Linked DNA regions of Homo sapiens: region 2 is linked to region 1. A link is a contact called in ENCODE Hi-C or POLR2A ChIA-PET data. All regions are on one chromosome and are shown on one strand. Each heading gives the region's core, a stretch centred on a gene start or an enhancer-like site at or near the end of the contact. The rest is flanking DNA. Distances are from core to core; before and after follow the strand shown.

Evidence for each region. Hi-C counts contacts between places; a loop is a spot of excess contacts on that map. ChIA-PET counts read pairs that join two places held with the same protein, here RNA polymerase II (POLR2A). Pooled maps may share reads with other maps.
Region 2: a loop to region 1 is called in a map of GM12878, with 5 times the contacts of the local background. The contact joins the promoter of LINC01849 here to the enhancer-like site in region 1. A Hi-C loop is called at or near these places in 5 of 168 maps with a recorded cell type or tissue (CD4-positive, alpha-beta memory T cell, CD8-positive, alpha-beta T cell, GM12878 and 2 more), 9 of 37 single-sample maps with no recorded cell type and 12 of 50 pooled maps. POLR2A ChIA-PET finds 5 or more read pairs at or near these places in 1 of 52 experiments (PC-9).

What each region holds. Positions count from the first base shown.
Region 1 is chr2:100,261,503-100,264,195 of GRCh38, forward strand. No RefSeq gene overlaps it. Among named protein-coding and RNA genes, the nearest start is that of LINC01104, 55 kb to the left of the region's middle. Within about 2 kb of position 1,316, at least 2 of the 41 ENCODE cell types and tissues checked have a DNase peak (open chromatin) inside an H3K27ac peak, as active enhancers do.
Region 2 is chr2:100,602,422-100,605,114 of GRCh38, forward strand. It overlaps LINC01849 (long intergenic non-protein coding RNA 1849), which reads left to right and starts at 1,318. Exons shown (of 3, transcript NR_146956.1): 1 at 1,318-1,469. RefSeq lists an enhancer at 1,320-1,963.

The DNA of each region.
Region 1 (2,693 bases), core at 66-2,565:
TAGGGGTGTCTTTCTCTTATGTAATCTGAAATTTCTCAGAAGCAGGTGGTCCAGGGCTGCTAGGGAGGCCCCACGATGTCATGAGAGACCCCAACTCTGTCTTCTGCTTCACCAGTCCTAAAACATGGCATTTCTCCACAAGCCTACATCATGGTCACGACATCTGCTTCAGCTCCCCTCTCACTCCTGAGTCCCAGGCAGGGAAAAGAAAGAAGAGGGAAAGCTCAGAGGCTGACTGTCAGAAGCATAAGCTTCCCCTTCAATAGCATTTCCTGAGGTTTCACCCAATAACTTCCTTTTATCGTATTGGCCATTGGAACTGTAGTTTGTAAGCTGAGCGTATTCCTAGAAGGAAGGAGAGAATGAAGATATAGATTACTAGAGGCCTCACCCATCTCCACTCGGGATAATAACAGCTACCATTTCTTTGGAGCTTACTATGTTTACATGAATTTATCTATCCTCAGAATAACCCTGGCAGATGAGTTTGTTATCCCATTTCACAGGTGAGGAAAGTGAAGTTTAGTGAGCTTAGGTTAACTGAACCACACCTAGTGAGGGCTGGGGACAAAATCTGAAACTAGATATGACTCAAATCCTACAGTCTTCACCTTACAGCACCTAACAAAGGGGCAGAGACACAGGACTCAGGCTTCCAAAGCTATGTTACAAAGCCACTCTCCCTTGGCGTGGTAACCACTGATACTTCCCTGTAAATGGAGGAAGCAGCATGAAAACAGGCTTTTTGAGGAAGGAGCTGCGGCCGCTGTCACCATTGTTGGGAAGGACAGAGCACTATACTCGGTTTGTATCTAGTAAGCAAGTTTGCCCAAGAGTTCATTTCCCCAGACTCTTAATCCATTCTCTGACCTGCTGTCACTCTTACAGACTCCAGGAGAAACCTTCCACATATCTGTGAAACTAGGTGATTTTGGTTTCACCATGATCAGTAAAAGATAATCAGTTCATCCTCTTTTACTATTTATACAGCTGTGTCCAGGATTTTGTAAAAAATCTTTTAAATGTACAATAAAGGTAAATCCTTTGGCTTTGTGAAAAGGTCCTTGGCTTCATAAAAGGACTCATTCCAGGGCTCCTTTAAGTGAAGGTCTCCAATATCTTTAAATATAAAATATTTTAAAGTAATAGCCACTCAAGAAAGAGGCCTGAGCACAGAGAAACTTAAAGCTAGAGTGTGTGACACAGCGCCACCTGAAGATCAAGCGGAGATGAAGAAGGGTAGCTATGTAGGTCAGCGGGGAAATGGAGCTGGTTGACAACAGGATCTTCCAACTGGCCTCTTTGACAGAGGGACGTCCAACTCTGCCTAGGGCATGTGACAGTGGAGAGACATCTAGGGTGGTCCTGCTTCACAATGATATGGCCTATGGTTTGTCGTCTTGAAGCCATTCGTCCTGGGTTCTCAGCGAAGCCTTGTCAACGTCGCTGATGTATCCCAAATCTTTGGAAAGCAGGGAAATCCTGCTCGCAGCTCATACCCGGGCTCTCCAGTCCCCTGCAGTACTGGAGGATGTCCAGCAGGTGGCGCAAAAGACAAGGGCTCGCCTTACCCATCTCTTGTCCTTATGAAGGAAATTTGACCAAAATGACAGCCCCCTCCTTCCTTCCCCTCCCTCCTTTCCTTCCTTCCATCCTCTCCTTCTCTTCTGTCCCTCTCTTTCTTCTTTATTCATTGAATCATCAAGTATCCATGAAAGACTACAAGCAGAGCTCTGTGCAAGATAATGGGGGGATGAATTAGGACAGGGTCCTTTGCCTTTGAGGAACCTGGAGTATAATAAAAAAGTAAAATAATAAACAACCGAAATACAAGAGGTGGCACAGGCTTCTGAGGGAGCAGTGTCACTCTTGAGCTGTATCATCGCAGCCTGCAGGTTCTGGAGTCAGACCAACCTGTCTTGTCTGTCTTCTGGTCCCGATTCCACACTTGCTGCAACCTTGTGCAAGCGCCTTAATGCCTCAAAGCCTCCGTTTCCTTATCTGTAAAATGAGGATAACAATAGATTGTCCTATGACATGTTCATAAGGTTGGCATAAGGAGTTAACATACCTAAAACATTTAGCACATTTTTAAAAAAACCAAAACGTTATTTAAAACATATAACTCATTCGTTCTTGCATGCATTCATTTATTCTATAGGCATTTGCATGACAACCATGTGAAGAAGGCTGTCCTTGTTATTATAGGAGGTACAAAGTAAATAGAAGGAATACTTCTCAGTGTGGGGATTTGCAGTCAGGGTGAATATTTCTTCAACATCTTCTTGAACACTTTTCTCTGTGACAGTCAAAATCAGCCTGGACTGAAAAGAGAAGAAAGCAGCCTAGCTGTTAATCCCGCTGGGAGGACACACTCTGATAAAGCCAGCTGCAGCATCCGCCGAAAATGCCATTTCTCCCGGGGTCAACCTATAGCTGGAAAATGCCAGGATGATCTCCCTTGAGTGAGCACTGCTTCCTCACCAATCGTGCCCTAGAGCCGCTTTGCTGCACCCCTCTTTTGCTACGAATCCCCAAATGCTGAGCCCTCCTTGCTCTTGCTGGCACCCAAACAGTAGTCAATCCTGCTGTTCCTGAGACTGTCTTGGAAACAGCAGCCAGCACAGGATGGATCCCACTTCCTCAGACCCTCATCAGAGTCTCCAGGGAGAGCCCAGACCTTCTAGAAGGGG
Region 2 (2,693 bases), core at 68-2,567, 340 kb after region 1:
AGCTGTGTGACTTTGGGCAAGTTACATAACTCTTCTGAGTTTCAGTGTCTTCACCTGTAAAATATAGGCAGTAATACTATGGACCTCACAGACCTGTTATAGAGATGAATTTTAATTATAACACAAACTAATATTTGCATTTTGCTTAGGACAGGGTCTTGTACACTGCAAGCTAAATAAGTGTTTATTACGTAAGCTCTTTTTTTTTTTTTTTTTTGAGACGGTCTTGCACTGTCGCCCAGGCTGGAGTACGACCTTGGCGCGCTGCAAGCTCCGCCTCCCAGGTTCACACCATTCTCCTGCCTCAGCCTCCCGAGTAGCTGGGACTACAGGCACCCGCCACCATGCCCAGCTAATTTTTTGTACTTTTAATAGAGATGGGGTTTCACCATGTTAGCCAGGATGGTCTCCGTCTCCTGACCTCGTGATCCACCCATCTCGGCCTCCCTAAGTGCTGGGATTACAGGCGTGAGCCACTGCGCCCGGTCTACGTAAACTCTTACATCAGACTTGGAGTTCCAGTTGCTTTTGCTACCCAGCAACCCATCACAAACCTAGTGGCATGAACAACCACCTTTTGGGACATGCTCCCAAATTCCATGGATCAAGACCCATGTGGCCAGGGCTTGCCTTTGCTCCACAATGTCTGGGGCCTCGACAAGATAGGCTCAAAACACTGGGGGAGGGCTGGGCAGGTTGGTTCACGCCTGTAATCCCAACACTTTGGGAGGCTGAGGTGGGTGGATTACCTGAGGCCAGGAGTTGGAGACCAGTGTGGCCAATATGGTGAATCCCCATCTCTACTAAGAATACAAAAAAAAATCTGCAGGACATAGTGGTGCATGCCTGTAATCCCAGCTTCTCAGGAGGCTAAAGCAGGAGAATCGCTTGAATCTGGGAGGTAGAGGTTGCAGTGAGCCGAGATCACGCCACAGCACTCCAGCCTGGATGACAGAGGGAGATCCTGTCTCAAAAAAAAAAAAAAAAAAAAAAAAGCAAAAAACCCCCAAAAAACAAAACCCAACATAGGAACAAAATACTGGGAGATACTCAGGTGGGTCATCCCGCCTATGTCTGGGGCCAGGCTGAGGTGGCTGGAAGATTGAGCTCAGCTGGGACTGTTGGCTGGAGCACCGGTGCACCCCTTGCGCATGGCTCTGGCTCTGCATGTCACAGGAGCCAGGTTCCAAGAGGAAGTGTCACAAGAGCAAGCAAATGAAGAGCTCAAGAAGGTATGTGGCCTTTTGTGACCTAGCCTGGGGCATCACAGAGCATCACACTCACTACATTCTAGAAGTTGAAGCTGGCGCAAGTTGGCTGAGACTCGGGGGGAGAGGACATAGAGCCCACTTCTCCATGACATTTGCTCGGACGGGGGGTCCCAACTGCCCCAATAGCTTTGGACATCCCATGTGCATTGCTTGAATGAGCAGGACCCCAGGGTTCTTCCAGAGGAGCAGAAGTCTCAGGTTGGTTTTGTTCACTCTGCTGGGTACACCTAACTGAAAGGACTCTAAGAACCCATGCCTCTTTCATAGGGACTGCAGCTCAGGACTTTGAAGTGACTTGCAAAGGCCACACCGCCAGGACCAGAGCCTGCTTCTCCATCCCTTCCTCCTGACACAGCCGCTGATAAATGCCATTACCTGAATTCCATGCTGAGTTGCTATTCTTATCCCACGGAGGCTGCCTGTGTGCCATTGTTTTAATTACAGGCTGTTATTTCATTTGAAAAGTCAGCGATAGGATTAAGGGTACTGTCATTTTAAAAGCCAGATTCCTGGCCTAAAACCGCTCAGTGAATCAGAGGACAAATGTTCCCATTGTGCTGGTTAAAAATAGGAGCAATGGAAAAAGTGACAGAATGCGATGAATACCATTAAAGTGTAATTACATTTACTGTAGATGTGAGCCTCAGGAAGAGTCTATCCCAGGCAGGGAAGCTTGGTCAGAGCCTGTGACATGAAAAACCCAAAGCCTCCGTGGACGGCCCATTTCAGGTTTTGAGTGTTTATACTGTATATTGTTACATATCGTTCTTGGGAGCCATCCACCTTATTAGGGGTACTTGAAAGAACTGTGTCTTTCCAAAGGAAAATAAGAACCACGTAGCTCACCTTGATTCTCAGAATGTAGCTTTCCTGTATTTCTCATGAGGAACATTATACAGTTTCTGTATTTTTTGCCTCAATAGTCAAATGTAGTAGCTGAGTTGGACATATCTGAAAGGCAGGGCTAATTTTTTTCTTTTAATGAAAACAGTTCGTGTTTTTCTAATTTTAAAACAACACATTCTTGCCATATAATTTTTTTTTAAATGTACAAAGAAAGTAAACGTTAGTCTAAATCCAGCCACCCACAGATAAAGCACTACTAACATTTTGGTGAATATCCTTTCAAACTACAATCTTTATGTGGATTTATAGATAGTGCTTTTTTGTTGCTGTTGTCAAAGCTCAGCAATATATTCTGAACCTACTTTTTATGATAATAAATGTAGAGTTACATTACTATGTCTAATGACTATCTGGTATTCTGTAGGATCAACCTATCAGAATTTATTAATCATAACATGATTAATCAAGTATAATTTTGGCTCACATCTAAAAATTATTCTTTTTCTCTAATGAATGACAAATTATTTCTAATATCTCTCTATATAAATACATGTGTATGTATATGTGTGTGTATAT